Regions from separate parts of the Mus musculus genome. Here region 1 is linked to region 2. A link is a loop called in an ENCODE intact Hi-C map of the cell type or tissue named here. Cell type or tissue: gastrocnemius. All regions are shown on one strand. Each heading gives the region's core, and the rest is flanking DNA. Links, peaks and the distances in the headings are about the cores only.

Region 1 (8,336 bases), core at 84-8,083, 290 kb after region 2:
TTTGCAAACTTCATATGCTCAGTACAGGGGAACGCCAGGGCCAAGAAGTGGGAGTGGATGGGTAGGGGAGTGGGGGGGGGAGGGTATGGGGGGACTTTTGGGATAGCATTGGAAATGTAAATGAAGAAAATACCTAAATAAATAAAATTAAATTAAAAATTAAAAAAAAATAGAAGTGGAGCTTCTGGGAAGTGATTAGGTCAGGAAATCCTAATGGGTGGAAATAGTTCGTGCTGGTTATAGAAGCGACCACCCTAGAAATTCCTCAGCCTTTCTGTTACATGAAGACAGTAAAAGATAGCTATCTTCCCACAAGCTTTGACAGCAAACAGCTCTTATTCCAAAAGGATTTAGACAGAGTTTATTCAGAGCCAAATATAGATGCAGGTTTCCCTGAATGACAAATTCTACCATGGGAATGATCAGATGAAGTTTCCAGAGTTATAGTACAAAAGATAGTCATAAACCCACGTACTTTCCAAATATATTTTTGGAAACTGCAGGTAGACTGGATTTAACAAAGCAGAGGAAACTCTGTCATAGGATTCAGATGCCACATATCATCACTCTAACTTGGGAGGTAGAAGTTAGTGGTCTGCTAAGAATACATTACAGAGGGTTTACTGAAAGAGAAAAGAATGTTAGACTAGATACAGAAGTGAATAAAAATGTCTTGAAAAAGAATAAAAATAACCCAAGATGATGTGGGTCCTTGATCAGTGTCCAATAGTCCAATTCTCTACAATCAAGTAGTCAGTCAGTGTGAAATAGCTTCAACACAGGTATGGCCTTTCAGGAGGTAGGTCCTCACAGACACCATGTCTTCTAGCATCTCAGTCTTGAACGTCTCAGCTTGAATGAAATGCATTCTGTAACTTTGAAGTCACCTACTCCCAGCACTACAGTGGCTCACATGGCCAGTGAAGATCAATCTTGATTTTCAGTTTGAATTGGTTGAGATGTTCCTAGGCTAGTAAACCCTACCTAAGATTGTGTCTGGGAGGTGTTTTCAGAGCTCAGTCAGCTCAACACGGGGGTTTCTACATGGCCCCTGGATGAAATGAAGGCTGGAAGGAAGCCAGACAGTGTAGACACTTCTCTCTTGCTCTCTGCTCCCTGGCCACCGTGATGCAAGCTCCCTGCTAACTCTTCCACCATGATGGATGGCAACCTCTGAAACCATGACCCAAATAGATATTCTTTCTTTTAAGACTACTCCGTAAAAATCCATATCGTGCTTTTCAACTCTGAATATAAGCACTGTGAATATGATGTCATGAATTATAGCACAAGATACTGATCACCTTGCCTGCCTGCTCATGCCCCAACCCCAACTCCAATCCCTGCTCTCCAGTTGCTGGCCTTTGACTGTGATTCCTCTCCTCTCACTGTTAACTAGCCCGCTGATAACCATGAGATCACCCATGGATCATAGGTGATCATCTCCTCTCACTGTTAACTAGCCTGCTGATAACAATGAGATCACCCACAGGTGGTCAGAGTCCCCACTTCAGGAGGGCAGATCAAGGTACAGAGAGAAGTTACATTTGAACAAGTGATCATGGTGTCAGAGCACGTATCAGTTAAAAGAACACAATGACAGGAAACCACTACCATATACACTTTAGCGTTGTGAGCACAGAGAGGCAGGAACGTGCAGCAGCCAGGAAGAAGACAACTGCCACAGCGCTGACCATCTGTCTACATTGCACCTGCTACTTCCTAATAGTGTTCTATTTCTAACCTTCTGAAAGTGCAGTCGTTTAGTAGTGCCAGTGGTACTGTTGGTTAGTGCCTTCTACTTACATAAAAGAGTAGTTATTTAACTTCAACATAAATGAGGAATTTAGATTGGAAATTAGCATAGTAGATAAAGTGCTTTTCACACAGGCCAAAAGACCCAAGTCCATACCCAATACCCATAAAACAACAACAATAACAACAACAAAACAATTACAGCAATCTTCCCACAAACACCCCAAAAACACCTAGATATGAAGGTGTGCATCTATAATCTAGCACTGCAGAAACAAGACTGGCAGATCTCTGTGGCTTGTGGACAAGTCACTCTCGCTCACTCAGAAGGATCCAGAGCAGTGAAAAACCCTGTCTCAAAAAAAAAAAAAAAAAAATCCAAGCACATACACGCAGCACGCCCCCTCCCCACCCCCACCCCCAAAAAACCGACCAAGCTAGGCATGCACACTTATGCAAATGACTGGCACATGTGTCCTCCTCCACTGTCACTAATGGATTTTTAGGAGGAAATTGGCCTGGAAAACTCCCCTAGGAAGAATGAAGTCATTTCGACCATTCAGTTCTAATATTGCTTCACAATCCTTTACCTGAGTTAGTTTTAGTTGAAAACTTTCCCAGGCAGAACCACAGTGAACAGTCATTAACAAAGACAGGAGACCTGGTTGAAAAGTAAACTCCATTGAGCTGATGTCCCAAAGGGAGTGTAAAGCAGAGGTGGGAAGGGGAGTGGAGCAATGAGCTAAGCACAGCCTATCCCGTGTGCACAGCTCGGAACCAATTAGTGTCACACACCTCCTGACGAGTCAGTAGCGCTCAGGATGAGGGAAGAGGCACAGCTCCGTGATGACAGAATGGGACACTGGCAGAGGCACCCACTGTAGCACCAGTGGGGCGTTGAAGTCTATTGGCTCCAGCATAGCAGAAACCCTGTCCCGGGAACCAACTTGTGAGCGGCGTGTGGACCACAGCACTCTGGACACCAGGAAGTTTGGAAGCACCTCACTGACACTGAGTCCCCGAGGCGAGCTTACCACACTTACATTATCCCTTTGCCAAATGAGAAACTGAGTCTGAAAAGGATTCAAAGCCCTGAGGGGTTCTGTGTGCACAGCACACACATCCCAATTAACTGTGTACCTGCCAAGTTTGGAAAAATAATGAATATCCAAAACAAAACAAAACAAAACAAAACAATAGTCTTGAAGAGGGGAAGGGGAGGCCAAGAAAGTAGGCCCAGGCGGCAGGCATTGCCCTTGTGGGTGCTGATCATTGTCGTGTTCCCATGTCCCAACCCCTCTTTTGATACCTGGATCTGTGGATATGGATCATAATAGGCAGGATTATGATGAGAAGGGGAAAGAAGATACTGGAGGGAGAATCTACCTCTAAAATTATTTGTAGTCCAGATGCCGGGCCCTTCTCCCCTTCTGTTTGAGAGGCTTTTCCAGAGTGGATGCTTCCTTGCCTGGTTTCTTTGAGCCAGGTGTTCTCAAAACCAGAGCATATCATGCTGTGTCCTCTGCTGACTTCAGCCCCAATACAAACCAGGATCCGTATATATTATTATCGATTAAAGGGAATACTGAAGGTGGCCATAAAAGAAATGGGAAAGAGATATACCAAAGAGAGCCATGGTCAAGGAAAAGGGGAGGAGAAATAGAGTCTAGAGGGCCCCTCTTCAGGAGGCTGGCTGTCCACCATTGTGTGCAAAAGGTAAAAGGGTTGGGAGCAAATGGGAGACCTGAGTGCTGGCCAGACCTTGGACTCCATTTTCCATCTTCAGCATCTCTCTCCATGTGAACCCTCACTCCCGACCCCCAGCCTCATGCTTTGGGTAGCCAGGAGAACAGGGCAGGTGCAAGCACAAGCCCGGAGGGCAAAGCTTCAAGACCTGCCGTCTTAGACCTCCCATCTGGACACTCACAAGCTGGTGCCTGGAGTCCTTGGTATGCTTTCAAAGCAGCCTATGTTTGCTACCCACTGGAACATAAGAAAAGACATGTCCTCTGCTTCGGCATTGCCTGCGTGATACCACTTGGCAGCCCTTCAGGATTTTATGACAAATAGTAATGAATAATTAACTAATCATTTGAGCTGCTACCAAAAGCCTGAAGACAACAGCATCGCCTGAGCTCAGCACCACCCAGAGGGACCGTGGCAGTGCTCCACTCTTTATAAAGGCTGGCCAAGACTCCAGCTCTCTGATGCCTCCTGCCAGGTTGGCAGGAGACATATCAGTCTTCCTAGATCTGCTTGTCACCAGGCTGTTCACACAAGAGGGGCACGGATACAGCTGAGGGTTTCTCCACACTGCCACACTTCTCTGTGAGGGGTCAGAGTTTTGGGGGCCCAGAAGCTCTGGAAGCTTCACTAAGTAGGCATCCCTGCCTGAGAGTGGAGAGGGACATTTGGCAGTGTCTTGTGACATTTTGATCAGCAACTAGTGGGCAGAAGCTAGAGAGATGCTGCTAAGCATCGTACGGCACACAGGACAGACCTTGACAACAAAGAAACCAGCTCTCCTGGATGTCCACCCTGCAGCAGAGTAACAGAAGGATGTGCCACTTGACCAAGCCCCCATGTCATTACAGTGAGGCCAAGACCAAAGACACTTGGGCTCCCTCGAGTGGTGAATAACACTATGACAGCCAGGAAGCACCCCTAGCTGCAAGAGGTGTGTGTGTGTGTGTGTGTGTGTGTGTGTGTGTTTCAATTATGCCATCTTATCCATCACAAAGTGTGCATCAGTTAATGGTGACAGTAATCTTGATGAATTATTAATGAGCCATTTTCTTCTCTCCATGTTGTTAATACCAGTGCAGGCGTCTTTGCATTGACACTGGATTTCCTTATGATTAACCAGAAATATGTTCTTCCCATTTAGTTTAGAACAGTGCTTGAATATGAATCTGTGTGATTCCTTTCTGGGGTTTGTGTGTGTGTGTTTAATTTTGATTTTTGTTTCTTTTTTTGTTTTTGTTGTTGTTGTTGCTGTTCTTGTTGTTGGGTTTTTTCCCCCTTAATGGAAACATCAGAGTCCCTGTCATGTTCTCATTTCCCTTTTGGAAAGAGAATACTAGCGTTCCTCAAGGGGAGAGCACACAGGGTGGTAGGCAACTGTACGATTCTGTTTCCCCATTTCCATCTCATAAGGCCACTCTGTAACTTTCTCTCAACATATCCCCATTTTTCATTAAACTTGAGAGAAAAGTTTCTTTCACTGACTTAAGGACCTGCCAACCTGTGTCTAGCTTCACACTGTAGGACATTGTGTTGTCCTTCTGTCTAGTTAGCCAGCCAGATTTCTCATGAGGAAGCTGATTCCCTTCAACTTTTGATCCAAAGTAAGGAGATGTCTGAGTCTTCTTGTGGGAATTCTTAGCACTATTACAACCAGAAACGGTGGTGGGGTTAAATGAAACCGGCACATGGAGATAGGGTTAGCTCTGAATGTTAGTACCCTGGGAGAATCTCACAGGCTGAAGCCAGTGTCAGCAGGACTGCATTCCTTCCAAAAGCTTTAGAGAAGAGCCTGTCCCTTTTCATTCTCCAGGGTCAACAGCCCTCTTCTTCCCTTTCATCTCATTTAAAGACAGTGACAGCAAACCTCTGTGGGCATTACTCAGAAGCCATCTTTCTATCTTAGATTTTCTTTTTAAATCCTTTAGTTACTATACTCACAAACACCTTAATAGATATTGCTAGATTTAGTCCTGGGTTGTTGTAGGTTTTCTTGCTATCACCGTAAGCTATTTTTAATTTAAATTATTATCAAATTGTTATAACAGAGTTCATATCTATTGGTTTGTGTAGAAACTGTATCATTATCTGAAAATTAGCATTTCAGGAACCACTGTGGTCAGCCTTGGTGACAAATGAATGTGTTATTCTCTGTCCTTTTGGCAACTGCCGCCAGGCTTTGAACATGATTATAACTGAAAGTATAGTTAAATACCATACCTTGCATAAAAGTATAGTTAAATACCATAGCATACCTCCTATAGCCTTGTACTGGAATTGCCAGTGAGCTCTCATATCTGGGAAGGTTGTTCTGTCCTGTGCTGGGGCCCCCAGGCCTGTCTGGTGGTCAAGAATATCTATCTCACTTTTAGAGACCAGGAATTTCTCTCAGTTAAAAATGCTAAGAATCAAGGCTGGACACCATACACACCAGCTGTTCTTTTGTAGTTACTTCACCATAGAGGAATTCAGCAGTTTGTTGTGTGGAATGCTGGGCTACCCACTAGAAACCAAGAACATGTTTTTGTTTCAAGCTGAAGCACTGGTTATATATGAATTTAAACCAATTTAGTAAACAAACAAACAAACCATTTATACTCTGATAACCACAGGTGGGCTATGCATCCAGGTGGCCTAGAGATTCCCAGTCAGTTTCCTTTGCCCTTTGTCCAGAAGAAACCACCCAGAAGATAGCCCTGTGACTCATGTGGGCCCAGGCCTCCCTTCTGTTCCTACTCCCCGGATAGCGGAGAACCTTTCTGGAAGCTGTCCTAATGGTTTAGGTCATATCTTTGTATCAGTAATTTCCACTACAGCGATCCTCCAGCACCCAATTAAGAACTGACTGTGGCTGCCACACCCAGCTGCTTGGGAGCACAATCAGGATCTAGTAGTGAAATGGGGAGGGATGGAGCTAAACAGGGTCAGAAGTGCTTGCCAAGGAAGCAACCCTGATGACCTCTGCCTGCTGCTGCTGCTGCCACCGCCCCCCGTGCCCCACCTCCCCCTGCCACCACCACTGCTGCATGCAGACCCGTGAGGTTGTGTGTAGGGCTGTGTTTGAGAAGGTCCACTCATGGGTGATGGCCTAATCCTATTGCCATTTTGTATTCGTTTCTTTTGAATTATTTCTTTTCCTCATCCGTGTCTCACCTCCAGCGTGACTTCATTGATGGACTTCTTCAACAGATTACACATGGCTTCTTTGCTGCTTACGGTTCACTCAAGGAAATCACGGTCTACTGAGAGGTCAGGGGAGTAAACTATCAACTGCCATCCAAGGAGGTGAGGAATCCTCAGAGAGAGAGAGTGAGTTGTGTGGTGTACCTCAGGACATGGAGGAAATTAGACCTAGCCAGCTTTGGAGGCCAAGGAGATAGGTTCTCTCATCAGATGCAAAGAGCAAAGGAGCAGGGGTAAGATCCCAAGGCCAGAGGAAGCAGAGAAGATGAACAGGCTTAACTAAAGGTCTATTGTGGAGACAAGTTCTTCAAGACAACATGGAACTCAGAATTAATGAAAACAACGAGGAGTGAGGCTGGAAGAATAAGGTGAGACCAGGTGAATAACGGGCCGGGTAGTATGTATTAAGGAAATTGAACCTCATTATTCTGAGGTAGTGGGGAGCAATGAAAAGCTCTACAGTAGGAAGATGATGTTATCAAGTTTGTGTTCTAGAAAGCTCCATCTAATTGTGGTGCTGGAAATGAATTATCTTACATACTCATTTATTTAAAATGTAATTATTATAATTACATATAATAACATGATAACTACACAAAGTATCTTAGTTATTTTTATATCAGGTCTGAGGTTTTACGTCTGTGTTTTTCTTTTTTTTCCGAGACAGACGGATTAGTCTCTGCAGTAGGCGTAATCCTCTTCCAAAGACTATTGACATAAATTAGTTTTAGCCAAACTAACATCTTAATTTTTGTGAATAAGGAACGTGTGAAAAGGGATGAAAGTTCAAGAAGGAAGGGCAGATACCGTGGAGGGTGTAGCTTCTTCTTGCTTCTCTAGACAAGCAGTTTCTCTTCTCATAACCGTCTTCCTCATTCCTTGTTCTTCAGCAGAAATTTTATACTTACAAAATTATACCTTCATGTAGTCTTTATTGGCCCTTTGAAAGCCAATGTCTGTTGTTTTTACCTGTTCTCTTTCCACATGACTTTAGCATGTATACCTTTCTAAGTCATTCTTTCTGATCATCTCACCGCTGCAGCTACGTAGCATGCTGTCATGGGCAGGCCTCATAAGTCACATATTCCTTTTCCAATACCGGCCATTCAGATGGCTCCCCATCTTTTGATTTGGCAAACAGTAAAGCAATTAATAATGATGCCATTGTCATTTCTCACATGAGCAGGTGCCTCTGTAGGATAACTCCTCCAAAAAGGGGTGACAGGAGCTCAGTGTCTTTCAGCAATCTTGATTGAGATGGCAGAAGTGCTGTCCACCGAGCTTGCATCCGTTCACAATCCAAGGGGAAATGTGTGAGTTTGTCAATGCAGTACAATCTTTCATGGTTTCTTCAGTTTAACTGGGGGGACATTAGTGTCCTCTAACTTTAGTTTGCAATCATGTATTCCAAGCAAGGCTGAGCATCCGTCCTTGTGAAAAGGTTTATTTTTAAGGGGTTGAATTTAGGCTTTGGATTCAGTTACAGTTTGAGAATATTTAGTGGTCTGTATTGTCCTTCAAACTCTGTTCTTATTCCATTCTTACCTTAATAATAGGCTATTAATAAAATACCTACTTGGTCCTGTAAAGACATTTATAGAAGTTTTTGAGATATTAAAATCATGTGATCTGCATTGAAAGCATTAAAATTTGTA
Region 2 (8,336 bases), core at 252-8,251:
GGGAAAAGCTGCTGGATGGAAGAATTAAAAATAACAGATAGACAGATGGATGGATGGATGGATAGATAGATAGATAGATAGATAGATAGATAGATAGATAGATAGACAGACAGATAGATATGGTGTGGCTGACTAATAGCAGGAGGCACACATGACCTTCATTCTGTGGGAAACCACACATGCTCAAGACTGTCACAATCTATAGTCCTCCTGTGAAGGGGACAAGGAGTGTATGTAGACAAAAGGACCTGCCATTACTCTCTATGGGGACTGACATGTCTGGGAAGAGTCTTACTAAATATACCTTAAGTTATCGTAAAATACGCAGAGCCTTCCTTAAAAATAAAATGTCTTCCCCTGTAATGTTTCAAAGCCTTCTGGTCTACCAAGTCAAAGACCTGCTTTTGATGATGCAAAATGTTTAATATATATGAACAAACCAGTATGGCCAGAGGCACAACAGGGGAACCAAAGTGCCCAGCGCTTGTGTAGCAAGACATTTTTAAAAACATTGACCACAACAAATCTTTATTGCTTTTGTAACTTTTGGGTTTATAAACATAACAACAAAATAAAAGCCACAACCCCACCTTCAGCCACCTGGGTTTGGGAGGATCCTAATATGGCTTAGTATGTTTCATGTTTCCTCTTTCATGCCACCGTGACTACGGGAGCTGCTCTTCCCAGGAGATCATCACGAAATTCACAGCCCGAATTCCACCAGCCTTGAAGTGCTGAAAGTCTCAGCATACAATTTTCAGATCCGAATTCGTTAAAATGCTTTTATAGTCATCTACAACAAATCCAGAAAACATAAACACGCTTTTTTTTGCATGCATATGCGTGTAGGGTGTGTGTGCATGCTTATTTACAAATGTGAGAGCATGTTTGTGTGCTCATGTGTGTATGTATGTCCATCTGGTGGCTAGAGGGTGACTTTGAGTGTCTTCCTTGATTACTCTATTTTCCAATGGCAAGGGCTCCCTTGTTGAACACGGAGCTAGCTAGTTCAGCTAATCTGGCTAGCCAGCTTGCCCCAGGGATATCATCTCTGACACAGCCTTACCCAATCCACCACCCTTAAGTATCTAGTCCACTTATTGAGTCTGGTGGTCTTCAGCCTTAGTGGAACAATATACAGGCTAAAGATAATCACTTGCATAATTTTTATAGTGAACTATTTCAGCTTTTCTTCTCAACACTTTGGCATTTGGGCAAAGGCATGTGGGAAAGGTCTTTGGCATTTGTAAAAACCTAGGATTCTGTTTATGTAGTTCATTAAACACAGCAAATCTTTCCGTGGTGCTGACGTTAAATTTGCCATGTAATTTTGGGGTCATTTTTAGTGTTTTCCTTGTGCTTCTGTCATGGTTCATGCATAGTGCTGTGTGCAAGAATGGGCATTGGGTGGGAAGGTGTGGTATGTCCCTTCATAAAGCTAATATTGTAAGGAAATTCAGACAGGGGACATCATAAAGCTGGGTGGAGGTTTGTGATGGAAAGGAAACCTTGGCCCTTGTCTCTGTATTTGTTAGGATAGGGTGAACAAGACAGGCTTCGGCAGAAATCAACAGATAAGGACTCCAAGCGATCTCTGGGTTGAGGAGTTCACTATTGTTGAGCCAGGAAAGCCCTGTGTAGCATAGGGAGAGAAGTCCTTGTGTAACGCTACGTTGGTGATTCAGGTGGATCAGCTGGACAAGGCAGCGCCCCGTATCACACACTTGCACTCCCCTACTCAAGTGGGGCTCTTGAAAAATGGCTGCTATGGGATTTACATCACTTCCCGTGTGCTGAAGGCATCAGACCCTGACACAGAGGATGACCAGATCATCTTTAAGATTTTACGAGGCCCATTGTACGGACGTCTGGAGAACACAACAACAGGTACTTTCCATCTTTTTTGGGGGGGCGGGTGTACTTTCCATCTCAGTCCTTGTAAGTCCTCATTTTAAACTACTAGTTGCTGGCAGAGCTAAAGAGGAACTCAGGTAAGTGTAGGTAGGCCCGTTTGGTGAGTGCTCCCTAGGGCTTGCTGATAGACTCAGTTTATAAATCAATGTTGTTGCTAATAGGGGTTTGAAGCTGAATCTTCTAAATTCATCTTCATAAGGAGAAACAGCTCCTGACACACAGTAGCTGAACTCTTCACTGACTTGTTATTTTGTTTTATTTTCATGTTGTGTTTTATTCAGAACACAGTGCCAGGGTGAGATTGATATTTGAGATTAATTTCTTTCTCCTAGTATGAATCCCCAATTATATCATCTGCTTTTTTAAAAATATGGTTTTTCCCCTAATAGCTTTGCTAAATTTTATATTAGCTCTGCTTCAGGAAGGCAATGATCACAACAACTCATTAAACAGGATGGCAGAGGCGACAGGTTTTATTAACTCCCCATTCCCTTTCTCTTTAGTTTAGGATTATAAGGCAAGTATCTCCAAAGCAAAGCAAACTTAAAGAGGAATTTGAGTCAATCTTATTTGTATCTGAGCATGGGTGCAACAATGCTAATTTTCTTTAAATGGACTTTGGCTTTTTTTTCTCTCTCTTTAAAACAAGGTCTCAGGTAGCGGCTGGCCTCAAATTTGATATGTAGTAGAACACAGCCTTTAACTTTGGATCATCCTTTCTCTTTATTTCAAGTGTTAGCGTTCCAGGTGTATGCCTCCATACAGGGTTTTGGGTGTGTTCTATGCATGCTAGGCAAGTACTACCGCCTGAATAGAACCCCCAGCCCGGCACTCTATTCCTTAAATCTGTTTGAAACAAAACAGCTGTGTGGTTTTTTAATTCTCAAGTGATGTTTGATTTGATTATCCATGAGAGATCCATCTATTTCTTGCTTGTAGGTGAATTCATCCACGAGCGATTTAGCCAGAAGGACTTAAGCCATAAGACCATCCTTTACATCATAAACCCTTCTTTGCAAGTGACTTCCGATATCCTGGAATTTCAGGCCATGGACCCCACAGGGAACACTGCCACTCCCCAGAGGTAACTTTCCATTATTCACTGGCTCTGCATGTCACGTTTATCCGATTAAGAACGTGAAATAATCTTTTCCATACCAGGTCTTTCACTGTTTATAGGGTAAATGTTTACAGGGTAAACCTTTACAATTAATAGGGTAAATTGATGGACTATTTCATAGGCTCATGCAATTTATTTTGGAGAGGGGATTTCTGTTGTATCATTTCTAGATGATGGAGAAACCAGTAGTTCCCAGATTATAAAGGCACTAAAAGGCTCAGCAAACAGCACCCTTTTTATCACGGTTGTAAATGCATCGCCTTTCACACCCTGGGAAGTGACTGTTGGAGGCCTTTCAGGACTGAGCTCAAAGCCTGTGTGTGTTCGTATTGCAGCCAGAGGTCACTCTAGGACTGTGTTAGTCACGACTGGCTTCTGAGCCATGGTGGGTGGGGACGGAGGTGGGGGTGGGATGAAGTAGAAAGAAGCAGCCAAATATATTCTTTCTTACAAAAAAGAAAGAAAGAAAACACTTGCCTCTGTAAGTTAACAAGCCTTATAGGCAAGAAGAAGATAGTATAAACAAAAATAGAGTAGAGGGGATATTAAGTGATATTTATAAACACAAATATATATGATGTAGGATAGTGGCCATAACAAGAACAAATCTGTGATATTAACAAGATTAACAGAGCAGGATAATTTCAGTGACTGTGCCTCCTTCCCAGATGCTTCTGGATATAGACCTTGAATAATTTACTGGCTGACAGATGGTCACAATGAGGTCCATCCGTCCATTTCTCCTGCTGCATTCGTTTTCGTTATTTACTGCCTTTCCCAGACGCCTCAGAGAACATTTAATTCGTTCTAAATTTTGTGTTCACCATATCCAAGACATAAATAATAGCATAAACGAGCACAGCCCTACTATGCTCCCTCTATGTCGAATTGTGAACGGGAAGAGAAACTGAGAAAATGTTCTCAGGGCTGGATTTTCCGTGTCCTCATTCTGTAGTGTAGTTTCACCACTCGCCACCAGAGAGTGCTACAGCCATTGCTAGCAAACCCAGACATCCTGTCTCAGAAATGCGTTCTGATGCGGCTTCTTTTGCCTGTTCAAGTGCAGTCCCTCAGCCTGGTTTATTAAATAACCCCACAGACGATGTTGGTCCCGTGGTTACCATATGCCAGGCGCACAGCACTGGGTGTTAGGGATCAGGTACGAACAAGGAAGACCAGGTATCTGGACTTAAAATCCTGAAGCTATAAACACCCATTAAACTGCCTCTGCCTAAGGGAACTGATTCCTGGAGATCACGGGCTAAAGATTAGATAGCGATAACTTACCTTAAGAGAAAAGAAGAAGAAGGAGAAGGAGAAGAAGAAGAAGAAGAGAAGAAGAAGAAGAAGAAGAAGAAGAAGAAGAAGAAGAAGAAGAAGAAGAAGAAGAAGGAAGAAGGAAGAAGGAAGAAGGAAGAAGGAAGAAGGAAGAAGGAAGAGGAAGAGGAAGAAGAAGAAGAAGAAGAAGGAAAGAAAGGAAGAAAAGAAAAGAAAAGAAAAGACGTTATTTTCAAGAAAAATAGTTGACTACATTCTAAAACTGTTAACAAATTGACTTCACTCAGCCTTATAGTCGTTTAAAAATGGTTCTACTGAAATGCAGTGTTGCTCAGTTCTGCCCCTGAGTGAGTACAAACCTTTGGCCCTCCGCAAGCCAGCCAGCATGGTGTGAGTGACAGAATTTACCCCCAGCAATGATACTAGCTTTCGCCACACTTGAACCCTTTACAAGCCTTGTTGTTAGTCACAGTCGAGTCATTATCACGTGGTTAACAGCGCTATGGCTTCTGAGGAGACTGGTTGAGATTGGCATAGGCATCCTTGTACAGAGATCTCTTTCCATAGGCTCATGCTGGAGATGACGCTATCATCTGGAGATGGCTCAAACCCGTGAAGAAAGATGCCCGCGGACAGATAATTCAAAAATAACTCAGATTTGGGCCCAGCATCCTGTCTGTTACTTCCTTTTGAGGGGGCTCATGGAAGTAAACATTGCTCTGCGTTGTCTCGGTATTTGAGCGGAATAGTTGTGCCCAAGCAGACACGGATTTTGGTTTGGTTTTCTTTCCTGAAACTAAACACACATTTTTCTGATAACAAACAGGGTGCGGGTTTAGCCCGGAACACCTGAGTTTACTTCCCTATCCAACTCTTTTTTATTTTTTTTTAATTTAAATTTTTTTTTCCCAGAGTTGAGGATTGAACCCAGAGCCTTGCGCTTGCTAGGCAAATGCTTTATCACTGAGCTAAATCCCCAACATACACCCCCTGCCCCCGTATCCAACTCTTAAGAGCTGTCTTCTGAACACACACACGCACACGCACACTAAGGGGACAAGAGAGGGAGGCTTTAAAACAAATAAACAAACAAAATTCTAAATAGTGTTTTGTCGTCACAAAACAACCAGTCAGAGCCTACTTACACACACAATATGAACCATAGGCATTTAGAATTTCATGATTTTTAGCTCTACTTAATGTTATTTATTCACTAAAACCGTCATAATTTAGAACTTGCAGGCAAGGAAACAGAGGCACAGAGCTGGAGGAGGCTTACACACGCGTGCAGCTGGTTAGTATGGTAGCTGGGACTCGGCCCTTATTAGCCCATGTGGCCTGCCACCCTGCTCTGCCCCCTTCATCCTTCCTTAATGCTAGCTAAGCCTTTCTTTCCCAGTAGGTATTGGCCACCCAAGCTACAAGAGACATATTTTCCCATGAAGAACTTTAAGGCTTACCCGTTTTTGTGTGTGTGTGGAATCGTGAAAAGCAACTGTCAACGTTCGTGTGGTCTCCATATCTCCTTCCCGGGGGATATAGTGGGGATAATTATCCTTGGATCTGGAGTTGAACAGGCCTGCACTTAGTGATTGCTCACAACAGCTTTCTCATATGTACAATAGGGAACTATTATAGTTACTTTAGATAAATACATGAGGTCCCACAAATGGAAGCATCTTGGGGTCCTTACTACTAGTAGTAATTCCCCTGAGTATCTATGTTAATTCAATTGACCGTTTGAAGAAGTATCCTGAACCATTTGGTAGATGAAAGCCTATCTGTAATTAGATATTGATTTTAGGGTTATTCACAAAGCAAACAATCCATGTGGTTATTCGCAGTAAGCTAAACAGTGTGCTTTCTTTTTGTGCTTTCTGTGCATTCTTAGTTCTGAGGGATTGATAGATGCTCTATTTCATCAAACATAGGAAAGTTTGGTCTGGGTGAGATTAATCAAGTTAGCAGCAGCTAGCTAGTTGGTGAGTGTGTTTAAGTATATCATATCTAGAGGGCTTTGAACCTATTGAATTGTGAGCTAAATAAACATCTTTCTAAAGGTTAAAAAAAAAGTATATCATATCAAAATCCATCAAGCTGATCTTGTTATTGAGACTCTGTGAAAGGGCTCATTAAGTAGCTCACCTCACCTCAACAGGCCAGAGTCCCCCACCCCCGCCCTCCATGTTAGTGCAGGTGACAATTTGTCACAGAACGCATTCAGAAGACACTGCCATAAATAGAAGTTATTTTATAACACTGAAATCCATGGATGCTTGCCTCAAGATTTAGATTTGGCTAAGTGCCTAAATTCTAGGCAGCATGCTAGGTGCTTAAAAACACAATCCTCCAAAGATAATAAGGAAATTAGACTCCAAACACTGAGGTAACTATCTCTGTGCCAGGGGAAGAGTGGCCTCCGAATGTGAACCCTGACATCCAGATCTCAGAGAGCATAGCATAGCTCTTCCTGGCTCTGGCCTTGGCACTGCTCATTCACAAGCTTGCTCTGCTCGCTGGCTCAGCTCGACTGTCCAAACGATCTACGGAGCCCAAGCAAGGCACACAGGGCCCATAGAACTCACTGAGAGCATCCCTGTAGACCAGAGAATGGAACCAATGTACACCAATGTAATGTTCTTAGTACACGGTTCATGTGGACTTCCTTCTGTGTGTGTATGTGTGTGTGTGCGTGTGTGTGAGAGAGAGAGAGAGAGGGAGAGAGGGAGAGAGAGAGAGAGAGAGAGTTAACTTCAAAATAAAAGTTATCCCCTTGGCCCTTCTCATCCAATGCTTTCTCTGATCACTGATTCTTGTCCTCTCGAACAACTGCCCCAGCTGTTCTGTTACTCAGTCTTGGCCTCAGAAGAGAAAAGTTGAAAGAAATGTAAAAGGAGAGGAATTTCTATCAGGCGAACTTTTAAACATTTAAACTGCTTTTATGAAACACCTTGTAAGGGGAGAGGTTGAAGCCATTTCCTCGCTAATGCCTGAGCATTGTCTCCAGCCCAGAGTCAACACGCTTATCCCCAGTCTCGAGCTCCGGAAAGCACAGAGGAAGGGAGAGAAAATGGCACTTATTAAGCACCCACTGTGTACAGGTGCTTTGTACACATTAACTAATTTTAATGTTAATGATTTGACGTGAGTGTAATTCTCCTCATTTTAAGATAATGAAAGCAGAAGCCCAGAGAGCGGGAAGAACTGACCGCATTCCCACACTAATGAATGCTTGCAAGGTGTGCTTGACTCCAAAGGGCGTGTTTGTTCCACTCTCTGTGTTGCCTCTTGGCTAACCACTCCCCATTATCAAGAGAAAATGAAAACTGGGAAGCACAGGTGTTCAAAGTATGAGGTTGTCAGGCTTAATAGCTCCGTCTCTGAATTGATAAACCTTGGAATGCTTAGGAAAATATATTTTAGCATTTCAGTTTTCTGAAGTCAGATGCTGCTGGATTTTAAGTGACCGTCTGGTTATAGGAGTAATGACCTAATCGCGATTCTAGCTTCTCTGAAACCCGTTACTAAGACGCTTGCCACACTTAATGGGCACTCCTGGATGCTCATTAGCTCCTTTGAAGTGTGACTTGCCCTTAGTGTACTTTAAGGAAACTGAGGTATGGAGAGGGTAAAGCACTGTTATTAACCTAGATTGATGTCCCAGATCCAAACCTGACCTTCTAACCCAGAATGCTTCTTTCCATTTGTTCGTATACACGAGTCAGGTAGCTACAAAATAAAATACCAAAAGCACAATTTTTTTAAATTGTAGAACAAGCTCTCTCACTGTGGACAACACTTTTGGAGTGTGGGAAAGCATAACTCTTCGCCATAGGCTAATGACTTGTGCATGGTTGCTAGGTAGCATCCCTTGCTGGCTCCACCTACCAAGTGCCTGGACCACCCTTGTGCTGCTTGTGACAGTCAACAGTGTCTCCAGACATGCCTAGTGCTAAGAATTACAATATGCCTCAGAGAATTGCATACATGCCCAGTTAAGAAACCATGCTTTAGAGCACACATG

The links. Peaks named below come from ENCODE experiments on the same cell type or tissue, not always from the same donor. Only the 100,000 strongest peaks of a DNase experiment are listed, where the experiment ranks them.
Region 1: a loop joins it to region 2, with 9 times the contacts of the local background. A loop is called at or near these places in 34 of 42 quality-filtered maps.

Annotation. Positions count from the first base shown.
Region 1 is chr4:82,639,223-82,647,558 of GRCm38, reverse strand. No RefSeq gene overlaps it. Among named protein-coding and RNA genes, the nearest start is that of n-THgtg10, 24 kb to the right of the region's middle. In gastrocnemius, for the core only: a CTCF peak has its summit at 4,382 (motif pointing left); DNase peaks (open chromatin) are centred at 3,222, 3,656, 3,916, 4,357 and 1 more place; H3K27ac peaks cover 218 bases.
Region 2 is chr4:82,929,523-82,937,858 of GRCm38, reverse strand. It overlaps Frem1 (Fras1 related extracellular matrix protein 1), which reads left to right. Exons shown (of 37, transcript NM_001198811.2): 26 at 1,686-1,887; 27 at 2,854-2,998. It overlaps Gm33260 (a long non-coding RNA gene), which reads right to left. Exons shown (of 3, transcript XR_390683.3): 2 at 5,773-5,875; 3 at 590-793. Among named protein-coding and RNA genes, the nearest start is that of Gm33260, 10 kb to the right of the region's middle. In gastrocnemius, for the core only: CTCF peaks have their summits at 3,365 and 4,007 (motif pointing right); DNase peaks (open chromatin) are centred at 3,369, 4,022 and 6,819; H3K4me3 peaks cover 877 bases; H3K27ac peaks cover 544 bases.